2 separate regions of the Homo sapiens genome follow, and region 2 is linked to region 1. The links are chromatin loops, found by intact Hi-C in ENCODE. Cell type or tissue: PC-3. All regions are shown on one strand. Links, peaks and the distances in the headings refer to the core of each region. The heading gives the core; the rest is flanking DNA.

Region 1 (8,239 bases), core at 1,827-6,826:
ACCAGTCATCTCTTGTACTGTATAATATTGCATATTTATTTGTTTACATAGTTAGTAACGACCAAGATGCCCTTAACTTTCCGCCCAGCTTGACTAAACATACACAGGAGTCTTTTTGACTCCTTTTAGAACATTTACTTTCGAAAAACACCAGTTGTAAATTCTTTCTTTAGCTCTTTGAGGTTTACACTTACAACCCAGAGTTGTTTTTCTCAAGGACTTGGGAATCATCTCTTTGAAATACAGATGTCAAAAAGATAACTTTCTTATGCCTCTTCTCTATGGGAGGGTAGGAGCCTGTCTTCAATAAGCAACATTAGCAAAAACAATGGATAACTTTTTAATAAGACATTTAACCTAATGTCAGAACAAAAAGCAGACCTATTGCTTTAAATAAAGTCTTCACAGAGCTGGAATTGAACTCTTGTGCTCCCTGATTGCATTGAGGTGTAAAAGAAAGGACACACAGGGTAGTGAGGAGAGGAAGGTAGAGAGGATTCAAGAAAGTGGAACTGCAGTGAGAGAGAATGTCCACATATTACAGTAGAGGAAAGAGATGGTTTGTGCAGAACTACTCATATAAAACAAAACATTAAGGCCGGGCACAGTGGCTCACGCCTGTAATCCCAGCACTTTGGGAGGCTGAGGTGGGTGGGTCAGATGAGGTTGTGAGTTAGAGACCAGCCTGACCAACGTGGTGAAACCCTGTCTCTACTAAAAATACAAAATTAGCCAGGTGTGGTGGCGGGCACCTGTAATTCCATCTACTCAGGAGGCTGCGGCAGGAGAATTGCTTGAACCCAGGAGGCGGAGGTTGCGGTGAGCTGAGATCTCACCACTGCACTCCAGCCTGGGCAACAAGAGTGAAACTCCGTCTCAAAACAAACAAACAAAACAAAATATGAACAGACAAGTAAAGGGTAAATAAAATATAAGGGGAAACATAAAATAGAGAGAATTACATATCTATGAGCTGAAAAAAATTGAAGCTGGAAAATATACAACACAATGGAAGAATATAATGTATTACCAAATGTTGCTATAAAAATTTAATGAGAAAATCACTATGACCCATCATAGAAATGCAGAGGTAAAAACAGGAAAGAAATGTGAAAATGTAAAATGCAAAATTAAGAAAACAAATAGAGAAACAAAATGATTCTACTTTAGTGAAAAATATATATTAACTAAAATAAGCAACTAGTGACATGATTGAAAATTAATTTATTGCTATAGAGAAAAAGTTTCATATTTCAATAAATGAAGAAATGTCCAAAAAGACTGAAGATTTGTAGAGAAGGTAAGAGTCTAGAGCTTTTAGTATAACAGGTCTTTGACAAGTTTTTGAACATTTTCTCTCTTTTTCCTTGTGGCATTTGGTGTGTTTAGATTTTTAAAATCTTTTTTTAACTGTTAAAAATATTTTTTTCTGGGAAAATTATCTTTCATAAATGTATTAGAATTAATTGTCTTTTCTTTGTTAATATTTATTTGATTCAGTATCTGTGATTCATTTTCCATTCTCATCCCTAATACTATATTGAGATTTGTTTTGTTGATTAGGTTAGTTAATGTATCAATTTTATTTTTTAAACAATCAGTTCCTATTTTTAAATTATTTTTAATTATTTCTACTTTATATCTCACTAATTTCCACTTTCATTATCATAAATTATTTGTTTCTTTTCACAATATGCCCTAATTTCTTAACAAAATGCATAATTTAGAAAAAATTCCAAGTTAATCCTTCTTTTAAGGCCATAAATTATCAACTAAGCCCTGCTTTAGCCATGTAGTAAATACTGTATACTTTGAATTTTTATTTTTTTCTAGCTTGCAATTACAGCTTGAATGATTTTGTCAAACAATTTTTTCCCTATATAGTTTTTAGAATACTTTCTTAATTAAAGTGTCCTAGAATTTGGATTTTTGTATTTTGATTTTTTAAAAAACTATATTTTTAGTCAATATATAATGTTATTCTTCTGTAGCTAGAAATTTAATTTTTATTAAATTTCTAGTATAATTTCTATTTGGGGAAATTAATTTTTTGTAGCTAAATGTATAATCGATTTTATAACTATTTTATTGACAATTTTAAAGAAAGTCTATATTTGATTGTAGGTTCCAGAAGTTAATACATTACATATTAGACATCTATCTTTTAAAATGTTACTTTCATATAGTTTTGTTTTGTCATGGGCTAAGTTAAATAAAATGATTTTATATCAGGGAACCAGCCCCCAACATTTCAACGTAGGTTCTTTTCTATTTTCCCTAAGTGTTGGCCAGTCTGAAAAATACAGAGAAAGAGTACAAAGAGAGAAATTTTATAGCTGGGACTTCGGAGGTGTCATCACATATTGGTAGGACCATGATGGTGACCCTGAGCTGCAAAACCAGTAAGTTTTTATTAGGGATTTTAGAAGGGGAGGGGATGTACGAACAGGAAGTAGGTCACAGGGATCACATGCTTCAAAGGGCAATAAAAGATCACAAGGCAAAAGGTAAAATTAGAATTATTGATGAGGGTCTGTGTCCCTCTGTGCACTCATTGTCTTGATAAACATCTTCAGGAAACAGGGTGCAAGAGCACAGAACCGGTCTGACTAGAATTCACCAGGCTGGAATTTCCCAATCCTAGTAAGCCTGAGGGCACTGCAGGAGACCAGGGCATATTTCAGTCCTTATTATCAATCACATAAGACAGACACCCCTAGAGCGGCCGTTCATAGACCGCCCCCCAGGAATGCATTCCTTCCCCAGGGTTATTCCTTGAAGGGAAAAGAATTCAGCAATATCTCTCCTACTCGCTTTCTGCAAGGAGAAAAATATGGCTCTATTCTGCCCGACCCCACAGGCAGTCAGATCTTATGGTTATCTTTCCTTGTTCTCTGAAAATAGCTGTTATTCTGTTCTTTTTCAGGGTGCACTGATTTCATATTGTTCAAATACACGTTTTACCAACAATTTGTACAGTTAACTCAATCATCACAGGGTCCTGAGGTGACATACATCCTCAGCTTACAAAGATGATGGGATTAAGAGATTAAAGACAGACATAAGAAATTATAAAAGTATTAATTTGGGGAACTGATAAATGTCCATGAAATCTTCACAATTTATGTTCTTCTTCCTAGGCTCCAGCCGATCTCTCTGTTCGGGGTCCCTGACTTCCCACAACAATTTTATAATGCTTTTATATTTCTAACACTCTGCTCATCCTCTACAATTTTTGTTTTATAGATTTTTAAGATTTTGAATTTTATACCAAAAGATTATATATTAATGTAACATCAAGATTTTCCCTTTTTAAACTGTTAATCAACATTTTTAGCTTTCTATTTTATCACCTTAACACTGATAGTTTTTAATATATATTCTATAATTTTTATATTTAAAATTCAATTGAAGCATCTTTTTTTATAAGCAAAAATTGGCTTATATCATTTTTATTTGTTGGAATTTCATGTCTGTTTGCCCTCTGTTCTTTCATATTACCTCATGTAAAAAATTTTATTTTTAATCTTGCTTTATTTTCTATATTTTCTTATGTCTCTGGTTAAGTGTGTGTGAGCTGAGCTCTGACGAATTATTTGAAGGGTGATAGGAAAGAAGTGTAGACACCATTTTAATAGTTTTCAAAGTATGCCAGGCAAGTGAAGATTGTGGGCTGGATTCATGTTACTTGTGGACAACGTTAGTTGTGCCAATGTAGAAAATATGATATGCATTTACGTGTGTAAATCAACTAAGGATGAATAACACCCTGTGGTGGTCATTGTTTGAAGTACTTAACATATATTATCACATTTTATACTCCCACAATGATATGAGCTAATATTTGCCCCCACTTTATCAATGGGGAAAATCTGATGTGCAGAGAAATCACTCATTTTATAACAGAGTGCTCTGGATTTGAGCCCAAGCAGTCTAGGTTCAGAATCCACCCTCTTAACCCCTGTATTATAAGTAAGCATGCTATCTATGCCTTAGCTCCAGGTTGATTATATTTAATTACTTATTGTTTTGAATAGGGAATGTTTTTACCAGTGTAGGTATTTGTTGAAAAGTAGTATTGATAGAGAACTGATAAATATGCTGTGGCTGAAACTGTCTCCAATTGGGGATGATGATATGACTCAGAATGCCATCATACCATAAATGAGGCAGATAATGATCAGTGTTCTCTTACAGTGTGTAGTTCCATTGGACAAATAAAAAAATCTTCCTGGTTCCCAGACAAACCCCACTTATTTTAGGTTATTTATTTTTTACAGGTAACTGAGTCAATTTATTTTTTCTCGACTGACAATAATCAGAAGTTCCAGAGTAGATTGCCACCCAGTGTGATTTCTTCAAGCCACCACACTGACAATATGTAAGGATAGCATGTCTCTGCAGTACTTTTCCCCAGTTCCACTTTTGCTGTTATTCCGCAGAGTCACCTTGTGCTTAGACCAGCTTGCAAAGTCTACCTGCACCGCAGGCCTTGTATTTCAAGTAAAGTATTGCTGTGGGGCCTCTTAAGGCATTGAGATCCACTTTTAGTCAACGCTGTCTGTGGGCCTCAAATGTTCTCCCCAGCACTCTGCGTTGATTTGTTTCAAGTTTCACAGGGTCTGACAGCTTCTTTTCTCTCCAAATTTCATTACAGATGAGGTTTTAAAATGTATAACTTTGTTTTCAGTTGTTTTATAGAAGACAGTGAGATAGAAATGCCTGTATTCTGACATCTTTAACCAAGTTATCATTAGTTTAATTTAATTTAAATTGATTACTTAAGGATAAACAGCATACTTTGCATAGAAATGTACTGAAAATGACATTTGACTGTCTTTAGTTTGGTGACAAAATATATTTTAATGTAGATTGAAATGTGTTTATTTCTTATGACTTGTGAATACACACACACACACACACACTCTTTTCTGATTTGAGGTTTAAAATCTTACATGTTGCTTATAACATGTTGTTCAAAAATCAATTTTTTAATGCCAATTATTTTTATCATTTTAATGTCAAGATAAGATCAAGTGTTTGCATTTTTTTGGTAATGCTCCTATACAAATTATAAATAGTGTCATATTTCTTTTTATTTACAAAAATAAAAAGTGAAATTGGTAGATTTATTTCATTATCTTTTATAATTTTTTTTTATTTGTATTTATTTAAAGGGTACAAGTGCAGTTTTGTTACATGGGTATGTTGACCAGTGGTGAAATCTGGACTTTTAGTGTAACCATCTCATTAACATTGTACATTTTACCCATTAAATAATGTCTCATCCCTCACCCCCATCCCACGCTTCCTGGTAAAAGGTAACAAGGATATCTTTAGGTTATGTTTAACGTTATTATTATGACTAACAGAGATCAAATGAGAGACTGATTTATTTTGAGCTGAGTAACAAGTGTGTTCATCTCATCTCCAGTACAGATCATCCATGCTTACTAGGTTCATACTGAGAAGCCTGTATCTGTTCCAAGTCACAGAAAATAAATAAAGCAATTATTCTATTTGATGTTGTGTTTTTAAAAAATGATAACAAAATCCAGTACCGCCTTTAATTTTGTGAACTCAAGCCCTTTCACCTTGCACCTGCAAACTCAAATGCCTTGACCAGGCTCATAATGCAAACGAGTAAACAGAATCAGCTGCAAAACAAACAGCTCTATGGTCAGTTTATTGCTCATTTACTTTTTTTTTTTTTTGAAGTTATAAATCCAGAAAAAATTAACTTTAAAAAAGCAGTAATGCAAAACACTAGGAGAACTTGAAGATGATACTTAGTTACAGTATGGGGGAAAAAATAGGGAATGAGATCTTGAAAAACCAGAAAGAAAATGCTTGATCTCTCTGTGTTATCGATAGCTGGCATATCTTGGCTTATCTTCTGATATGTAATTTTTAGCCACTACCTCAATGAAAATAAACTATGTGGACCAATTCTGTGATAGCCATACAAAGACAATCTAGATGGGAGCTACCAGTTTAGGACCTCTACCATAATGTTTGTATCTGATTATGGTATACATTACCACCCTTGTAATATGGAATAGTACTTCCAGGGTATCTGTGCCACATTTTGAAAATTATGCTGTTTTTATTGCCATGTTTCACCAATATTTTGCCTTTAAGTTCTTAGATTTATTTTTTCTAAGTCATACATGAACTCATATAATTCTCACAAAAATTCATTTACATATAAGATGACTGAAGTAGAGGGTTAAGTAATTTGCTCAAGATCATACTTCTAGTAAGTTTGATTGCTATAGAAAACCCAATAATTCTGTCTTCAGAGTCTCAGCTCTTCATTTATTTGCTTTAATAGTTAAACAGGTTTAGACTTTATTGTCCTTTAATAGACAGACTATATATACACACACACACACACACACACACACGTGTGTTAGACTAAAAAAATACATTTTAATAATTTTTTTCAAATTTGAAGGATGTCAAGAGTGATGATTACAAAGCATAAGAATGTAATTAATGTATATCTTTTATAGAAAGTTAATGGTTCATTTTGTGAGCAGAAAATAAATTCATGCAGTTGCTATATAATCCTATAAATATAAGCAGCCACCTCTTGAGATATTAATTCATTCATTATGAGATAGAAAACATCATACTTAAATATATAAAAGGTCAACATTAACAATGTATATTTTCTCTATAAAACTTTTTATAAAAGTAAATTGTGATTATTTTAAACATATTTTATTCTGAATTATATTACTTGCCTAAAATTTTGAGCTTATACCTTCAAGAATTTCTTTGCAATGATAAAATATACTAAAATACAACTGAGAAGAACACATCATTTTTTTCCACTGCTTTTTCTTCTCAATTATTGTAAACTTTTAAAGATTCTGATTGATTTTCATGGAGTGGCTAGGTAACTCACATGAGAAGGTGACCTTTTAGAAAATTATTTTAAAATGTTTCAATGGCCTAACTTGTGTGTATCTTTTGCTAAGAACATAGTGGCAGCTAAAGTCAACTTTATATATTTGGATTTGGTTCAAAATAACCTATATATCCTCATTTTATTTTTAAATACTTGAAAGCATTGTGGCAGATCTGTTTGTTTCATTGTTTTTGGATGGAATATTTTTATGTGTCCTCTACTCCTGAGTGCCTTTGAATGTGAGTGCAAGATAAGTGTAAATAAATGTGGAAAAATGCCACATACATATGAAGGTAATTTTACATATGGTCATCATGAAGGCAACAAGAAAATCTCCCAGACTAGAAAAGGCAATTCACATCAAAACAAGATAATCTTTTACTCCTGTTGCTCAGATTTCCTTTCTATATCCTATCATTCTTCAAGACCCCATCTTTCCTTAACAAACAGGAACTCAACATGTTTTACTCCTTTGAGATCCATTGGTTGCAGTACATATCATTTCTTAATACATTACTTGGTTAAAGGAGTTTGAAATGGTGTTCTCTCAAACAAGATTGGGTGAGTACTAATATCCCCATAATGCCTGCAAGATGCATATATCTGACAACTTCAGGCTATCTCATCAGCTTGGTTTATATTCTGTGTGATATTTTGCATTTCCTTATATGTTGGAACAATCCAGTCTCCTCTTGAGATTAAGTTCAGTCCACTGTAATTGTTTATGTTTTTCACATAGGCTAGGGAGGACTTGAGATTTTGGAGCACGTCTATTTTAAATGTTTGTTGGGGATGCTGTTAGGATTGCCCTGATGAGCAGACAGGAATTTTCATGTGCTGATTAATGGACATTTACATAAGAAAAATTCTGTGGTTGCCACGTGGGATTCCTAAGGCCATACATTAAAAATCATACTTGTAATACCTGTGCTGATAATAGAACTCACTTCTTGCAGTGCACTGATTGTAATGATATGGGGGAAGCTAGTTAAAAATTAATAAGCTTTTCATCTATATGCAAACTTTATTAGACTTCTGTTCAATTTTCTAGGTGACATTTGCTCTAGATTATTTCAAATTATTTGTGTAAAAAATACATATTGGATCAGAAAACAGCAAGCTCTTTCACAATGCTATCAAATGCCGAGGTTTTATGTCCCTCATTATACCCAAATATATGAATAAATATTCTATTTTGAGTTATACAATGGCATCCTGATACCCACACAAGTTCCTTCAGTTTTGTGTAAAAATTCAGTAGTGAAATGCCTATCTTTCAGGTGTTTAGTGAGTTGGTAAGTATTAACATATTCTCAAATGTGA
Region 2 (8,239 bases), core at 1,765-6,764, 88 kb before region 1:
TGAACCCATGATAGGTAATTAATTGAAAATATATACATATATAATTTCTATTACTAAGAAATATGATGAATTTATAGTCATTCTGCAGAAATATAAAGGAACTAGATCTCCTAATGGCCTTAGTGATGATTAATACGTTCATCTCATCTAGAATAGACTTCTATTACAATTTTTTTCTTTTTCTCATTTGCTAAATATAGGTATCTAGCACTCTTCACATTCTTCTCATTAAAAGGAAATCGGAATGGCCCATTGCTAAGAACCACAATATTCTCGCTGGCCTTGTGAATTTCACTGATGAACAGTAGTCAACCAGTAATCAGACAATTATTAATGCCCCAAATTTCCATTCAGTCTCACTGGCAAAGTTAAATAATAAACAGCAAGGCATGTTTTTATTTCCTTCCAATTTTTAACCTTACTTTATGCCCCAATTTGTTTCTCCTGAACAATAAACACATCTCCAAAATCATCTTAAGTGACCATAATTCATAATAGTAGATTATATGTATTGACAGGTTATTATATATGCTGTCATATTATATATAGGGTTAATAATAGTGCTTTTCTCATGAATTTGTTCTGAAGAGTAAATGAAATGACGTGCATAACACATCCGTACCTATTTTATAGGCACGGAAATTAAGTCACAAGAGTAGTAAATAACTTCTAAGGACATGCTATTAAGAAAGTGGTGTATCAGTGAGTCTCCAAAGCCTAATATCTTAACCACAAATTTGAAAGAATATACTGATTTGGCTATGAGTTTATCAGTTAAATGTTCATTGCGTCCTTCAAGAACTTACTGTATATTGCTTCTTTCTTCTCTATTACGCAAATAAATGTTGACTTTGTTTACTATATTTATTTTTAATTAAATTACAAATAACATTTCCCTTTTATAATATACAACATTGTTTCATTTCACCTTCATATTTGATTTTCAAATAATGTTATGAAGAAAACAGAACCAATTTAAATCTCTCTATTTTCTGGTAAATACATTGGGAACCATGAAGAGGCACAAGTTATCAGGAAAATGTTGGCAGAATTGTTAATTAACAGTACTACTTTAGATTCAAACATTTAAGGTCCTTATGTAAGAGGAAACCAAATTACACTGCGGAAGTAACCATAATGAAAGTATTGGCTAACATTTTATTGGATTTTCTTCCATTTACAAATGAGTGTATGTTCATCTTCTAATAATTTTCTCTTGCTTACATGAAAAGTAAATGTGACCCTCCTACACTCAGGTTCTGTAACTGGCTTCATATGTCTTAGAGCACTTTCCATGTCTATATATTACTATCCATTTTGGTTGTACTTGAATATATTTTTACCACTGATAATTTACGGTGTTTCCAATTTTTTCTTTCTCTCTTAAAAATTAATAAAGTGTATATATGTGGACACAAAAGAATTCCTGAGTACTTCTGTGATATAAGTTTCTAAAAGTGTAAATATTTCACTAAAAGTCAACATGTTAATTTTTTTTGGTGGGGGGAGTAGGGTGGGAGGTCTGGCTTCAGTGCCCATATCTTGTATTTATTTTTTTTTTAATTTTTAATTTTTGTGGGTATTTAGTAGGTACATGTATTTATGGGGCACATGAGATATTTTGTGTTAGTTTCAATATGTGCTGGTAAATTGCCTATCAGCTATTCTAGCCTATAATTTTCTTAGTATCTTCTGGTGTTCTTCACACCTTCACCTAAACCAGACTGTCTTATCTCCCTTTTTCTTAAAAGAAAATTTGCTAATGGCATGAGTGAAAAATGATACCCTCTTTCTGATGTAATTTGTATTTACTTTATTAGAGATTGATTATATTTTCATAAGATTACCACTTGTATTTCTTTCTCTGTGAATTATCTGTTTATATGTTTTGCCTATTTAAATTTTGAGTTAGTTACTTATTAGTTTTCTAGGGCTTCCATAACAAAGTAACTAAGACTGGGTACCTCAAATAATAGATATTTCGTCTCACAATTCTGGAGGCTAGAAATCCAAAATCAAGTTGTTTGTAGGGCTGTTTCCTGTGAGGGCTGTGAGAGAAGGATCTGTCTTAGGCCTCTCTCATCAGCTTGCAAATGGCTGTCTTCTCCTTATGTCTCTCCACAGCATCTTCCTTCCCGGTGTATCTCTGTGTCTAAATTCCCCCTTTACATAAGAACACTAGTCATATTGGTTTAGAGTCTGCCCTAGAGACCTTATTTTAACTTTATTACCTCTGCAAAAACTATCTCCAAATGAAGTTACATCTAATGTACTAGAGATTAAGATTTCAACACATAAATTTGGAGGCACATATTCCAACCTATTACATTTACCTAATTTATTTGGAAGATTCTTGTCCACTCTGGGTTTTAGTTCATTGTCATTATATGGATTTTTTTTTCATACCTCTTATTGGTATTTACATTTACCCCTCTCCAATTTCTTTTAAATAATTTATTTAGATTAATCCTTTTTCTTTATGGCATCTGGACTATTCTTAGGTTTCTCCAACCCATGTTATTTAAAAGTTTATGTACATTTATAAAAATGTATCAATTTTTAATTTTTACTAAACTACCCAATTGATTTTTGTATCTACATATAAACATATATACAAATATATATGTATAGTAGGAAGGGGTACTATAACTTAAATATGGATAGCCAGTTGTCCTAACACGATTGGATACAATACTTCCCCTGCTGATTTTAATATGGCACTTTTTGATGTAACAAATTTTTTTTTCTAAATGTTTTTAAATTCTGTATTCGGATTCATTTGCTGTCTTCGTGACATGTCATGATTTAATTATTAAAACTGTGTACAACATTTTGATACTTCTTGGATTCATCCCCCCTATTGTTTTTGTTGACAGTTTCATTGGCAAATGTTCTCTTTTGTTTCTTCTGAATGAATTTTAGAATAAGCATGTCAATTTTCTGTAAATTCCTGCAGGGAATTTAATTGAAATTGCATTTGCATTATAATTATATTTAGGGAAATAGATAACAATCACACACCTTACCATCCAGAAATATACTCTCATTTATTATGCCAGTATGTTTTTATAATACGGAAATTCTTTACATTTACTCATTTTTTGTTAGACTTATTGCTACTATTGTGGATGGGTTTCTCCATTTAATTGTCTAAATAGATATTGCTAGTCATCTTTAAAGTTACTGTCTGTAAGTTGATTTTGTTTCCAGATACCTCACTGAACATCTTTATTAGTTGTCATAGTTATTCAGTTTATTCTGTTGACTTTTTAAAGTGGTAGCAATAACTTCTTTGAATTGACCAGTCATATCTTTTTCTAATAGCTACAGTTTTATTTCTTTTTGTTTATTAATCATGTTGCCTAAGACATTCAAAACAATGTCGAATAGAGGAGGTGATAGAATACCTTCTGTCTTGTCCTTGACTTCATTTAATTTAATTAATTGATTGATTGATTTTTTGAGACAGGGTCTGGCTCTGCCACCCAGGCTGGAGTACAGTGGCATGATCTCGGCTTACTGCAACCTCTGCTTCTTGGCTCAAACCATCCTCCCACCTCAGCCTCTCAGTTAGCTGGGACGATAGACACACGTCACTACCCCCAGCTAATTTTTTTCTATTCTTAGTAGAGAGAGGGTTTTGCCATGTTACCCAGGCTGATCTCGAACTCCTGAGCTCAATCGATCTGCCCTCCTCAGCCTCCCAAAATGCTGGGATTAGAGGTGTGAGCCATGACCCCTGGCTTGTCTTTGACTTTAAAATAAAAAGTTATGCTTCATCACTGAGTACCATATTTGTAATTTTCAAGTGATACTATCTTTCTTAGTCCATTGTTTTCAAATATAAACTGTATTAAGATACAGCATTCATGTAGAAAAACAAAAATCCCAAGGACACACTTGAAGTATTGCAAACTAAACACCTCGGAAATTTAAGAGATAGAAAACTAACCTTAGAAGCTTTTCTTTGACGGCACCCATTCATTACCTTTACCCTCCTCCCAACATATAACCAATATTCAGACTTCTGTGACTTAAAATTATTTGCTTATGTTTGAAATTAATACACATATAAATCATATACATCAAATGTCTTTTGCTTGATTCATTTAATATGATATCAAGTTTGTAAAAATTTTTCATATTTTACCCAAAGTTTAATTTTTATTTATTACTTTTTATTTTTCATTTTTCATTTTTCAGAGATAGGGTCTTGCTCTCTCACACAGGCTGGAGTGCAATGGTGTAATCATAGCTCACTGCAGCCTCGAACTCCTGATCACAAGCCATCCTCCCACCTCAACCTCCCGAGTAGCTGGAACTATAGGCACACATCACCATACTCAGGGCTAAGCTTTTTTAATTTTTTGTAGAGATGGGGGTCTCATGATGTTTCCCAGCAGGGTCTTGAACTCTGGGCTTCAAATAATTCTCCTGCCTCAGCCTCCCAAAGTGCTGGGATTATAGGCATGGGCCGCCGTGTCCAGCCAGTTTATTAATTTTTAATACTGCATAGTGTAGTGGTGAATAACTGTACAGCAATTTTTTCTAGTGTTGATAGACACTTGTGACTTTTTCCAGTTTTTGAATATTATGAGTAATGCTGCAATGAATATTTCATATGCTTTGTGGTTAACATATAAACACGTTTATGCTGGGTATATATCTAAGAATGGAATTGCCGCATCATAAAGCACGCATATGTTCTACTTTAGCAAATAACAGCCAAAAAATTTTTCAAATTAGTTGCAGGGTAGGAGAGGTAGAGAATTCCAGTTGCTTCATATTCTTATCCACACTGGTATCATTAGTACTTGTTTTTAATTCAGTAACTCTAGTAGTGGTGTAATAGCATCTCATTTTAGCTATAATTTGAATTTCCCTGGTTGGTGACTCATAAAGGGAGGATGTTACTAAAGGTGATTTTTATATATCCTTTATAAAATGCTCACTCATGACTTTTGCCCTTTTTCCATTAGTTTGCCCATTGCTTGTTATTGATTTGTGGGAGGTATTTATACATTCCACACATGAGCCCTTTTATGATTAAAAGTATTAAAATAATTTCCTATTCTGCTGCTTGAATTTTGAATCTCTCTCTCTCTCTTTTTTTTTTAATATGAGGTCTCACTCTGTTGCCCAGGTTGTAGTGCAGTGGCATGATATCGGCTCACTGCAACCTCCACGTCCTGAGGTCAAGCAATTCTCCTGCCTCAGCCTCCCAAGTAGCTGAGATTACAGGCATGCACCCCCACGCCCAGCTAATTTTTGTATTTACAGTAGAGATGGGTTTCACCATGTTGGCCAGGCTGGTCTCGAACTCCTGACCTCAAATGATCCTCCTGCCTTGGCCTCCCAAAGTGCTGGGATTACAAGAATGAACCACTGTGCCTGGCCCTGAATTTTCAATCTCTTAATGGTATCTTTTAATGAAGAGTTGTTGATAATATAAATATTGATATGGTTTGGCTGTGTCCCCTCCCAAATCTCATTTTGAATTTTAACTCCCATGATTCCTACATGTTGTGGGAGGAACCTGGTGGGATGTGGTTGGATTATGGGGGCAGGTTTTTCCCATGCTGTTCTCATGATAGTGAATGAGTCTCATGAGATCTGATGGATCTCTTTCTTTGCCTGCTGCCATCCGTGTAAGATGTGACTTGCTCCCCCTTGCCTTACACAATGATTGTGAGGCCTTCCCATCCAGTGGAACTGTAAGTTCACTAAACCCTTTTTCCTGTATAAATTACCCAGTATCAGGTATGTCTTTATCAGCAGCATGAAAACAGACTGATACAAATATAGACCAAATTAATATTTATATCAGGATTTGTCCTTTTTAGACTTAGTTTAAGAAATGTAAGCTGGCTTACTATATTTTCTGGAAGCCTATGTATTAAGTAATTAGTTAATTTACTTATTTCACTTTTCACATTTTAGACCTGCAAACAACCTGGAATTGTATTTTTCTGTGTTGCACGGGAACATATAATTAAATCCCAATATTTTGCAGTGCCATTTTTTATAAATAAATTTTTTCAATAAAAAGATGTCAGTTTCTATATTATTTAATCCATCAAATTGAAATATTTGTTTAACATTTTGTTAGTGTCACTGTTTCTTATTTATTAAAGCTTTATAAAAGTATATAGATACCCAAGAGTCTAAAAGTTTAAATTTTGTTATTTTCTTCAAGATTGTCTTACTTATTCACGGTCAAATGCATTTCCATATACATTTTAGAATTGGTTTGTCAATTTCAACAAGAATAAAACATTGTTTGGGTTTTGGGTGACTATATTGACATTTTAAAAATGTTGAGTTTTCTGCTCCATAAACATTTCATATACTACAATTTATTTAGAGATCATAACATTTTATCTTAATAATATTGTGTAGTTTTCAGTGCACAATCCTTTTGTGAATAACTTACATTTGTGCATCGCTTACATTTAGAATCTTTTGAATTTTCTATATACACAATCATACTTTCTGCAAGAATGGTAGTTTTTCTTCTATATCCTAATTTATTATCAAGAATTAAAAACCTATTCTACAGTGCTCAACAGAATTGATACTATAAACATCTTTGTCTTATTCCAGATTGTAGGAGAAAGAGCTTTCAATATTTCACCCCAAATATGGTATTTCCTATTGAATTTTTGTAGTAAATATTCTTCTTCTTTTTCTTTTACATTATCAGATGTAAAATGTTCCCTTTCTAGTTTCTTAATCATTTAATCATGAATAAAATTTGAATGTTATAAAATGTTGCTTGCTTCATTATGGCAGGTGTTATTATTTGCTAACAATTCCTTTCTCCCTTCCCACATTTACTATGCTGCAAATATAAGCAGAATAGAAATCCCTGTGTCATTCATTTGGTCATGTGACACTCCAAAGGCACGCTAGTGGACATGGCTTATCAGTGACATTAAACGTCGTTTATGTTATTTTTCTCAGCTTCTTGTTCTCCTGCTATTGGCCATGTGAAAAAGTAACCGTAGGTAACTGCTTCAACTCAGGCTTTTTCAGTAAGAAAATAAAGAGAACAGGTCTGGCTCACGCTTGTAATCCCAGCACTTTGGGAGGCCGAGGCGGACAGATCACGAGGTCAGGAGTTCGAGACCACGGTGAAACCCTGTCTCTACTAAAAATACAAAAAATTAGCCGGACGTGGTGGCGGGCGCCTGTAGTCCCAGCTACTCGGAGAGGCTGAGGCAGGACAATGGCGTGAACCCGGGAGGCAGAGCTTGCGGTAAGCCGAGATCGCGCCACTGCACTCCAGCCTGGGCGACAGGGACTCTGTCTCAAAACAAAACAAAACAAAACAAACAAACAAAAGAACAGGTCTGAATTTGATCCATACTCTGAAGCAGAAACACTTGCAGTAAGCTCCCAACATGAGCTTGAAAAATAAGTGCTTGTTTTTGTAAGTCATTAGGCTTTGGAGTAATTTGTAATGTAGTATCAGCACAGCAAAAATTTGTCTAATAAATGCATTGGTTCAAGTGGTCACATACATTTTTCATTTATACTATTAATGTACTTCATTGCATTGATCCATCTCACATGTATGATTAATGATTACATTAAATAAATCTCACACTATCAAAATAATTTCATGTATACTTCTGCTAGATTCAGTTTCCTAATATTTTGCTTATAATTTTTACATTTATTTTCATAGAAAAAATCATTTGTAAATGTCTCTCTCATATTCTTGTAAAGCTTGGTATCTAAGTTTTGCTTATCTCATGAAACAAATTGGATAGTATTTTTTTTTTCTATTATCTGAAAGAATTTGTGTGAGACTGGTAACCTTTCTTCCCTGAATGAGGAGAATTCAGAACTAAAATAATATGGCCTGCAAATCCTTTGTGGGAAATCATTTAGTTAGTCAATGTTTTAATAGATACGTAAATACTCAAATATTCTAATTGTTCCCATTTCAATGCCAATAAATTACATAATATTTAATAATTTGTCTATTTTATTATCATTTATTTACTTAATGATTCTGTGTGTTAGTCTGAGCTTAGCTGGGCCATTCACTTGGTTGGGCTTATTCTTGTATTTGCGATCTTTTGTTCATCAGCCAATGACTCTACTTCTATGGTTGAATTGCTGTCAGTTTATCAGTGAAAGCAACTGGATCTCGCTTTATCAGCAAAGTAGCCTAGAGCAGATCATCTACCAGTTGGTCAGGGATCTAAGAGAATTAGCAGAGGTCAGGGAG

Evidence for each region. Peaks named below come from ENCODE experiments on the same cell type or tissue, not always from the same donor. Only the 100,000 strongest peaks of a DNase experiment are listed, where the experiment ranks them.
Region 2: a loop joins it to region 1, with 8 times the contacts of the local background. A loop is called at or near these places in 1 of 110 quality-filtered maps.

The regions. Positions count from the first base shown.
Region 1 is chr11:24,632,108-24,640,346 of GRCh38, reverse strand. The region is part of intron 1 of LUZP2 (leucine zipper protein 2); the gene reads right to left. Among named protein-coding and RNA genes, the nearest start is that of LUZP2, 140 kb to the right of the region's middle. RefSeq lists an enhancer at 2,317-2,818. In PC-3, for the core only: a CTCF peak has its summit at 4,370; DNase peaks (open chromatin) are centred at 3,796, 4,166 and 5,306; H3K4me3 peaks cover 658 bases; H3K27ac peaks cover 4,163 bases.
Region 2 is chr11:24,719,794-24,728,032 of GRCh38, reverse strand. The region is part of intron 1 of LUZP2 (leucine zipper protein 2); the gene reads right to left. Among named protein-coding and RNA genes, the nearest start is that of LUZP2, 230 kb to the right of the region's middle. In PC-3, for the core only: no CTCF peak of the experiment used is centred there; no DNase peak of the experiment used is centred there; H3K27ac peaks cover 798 bases.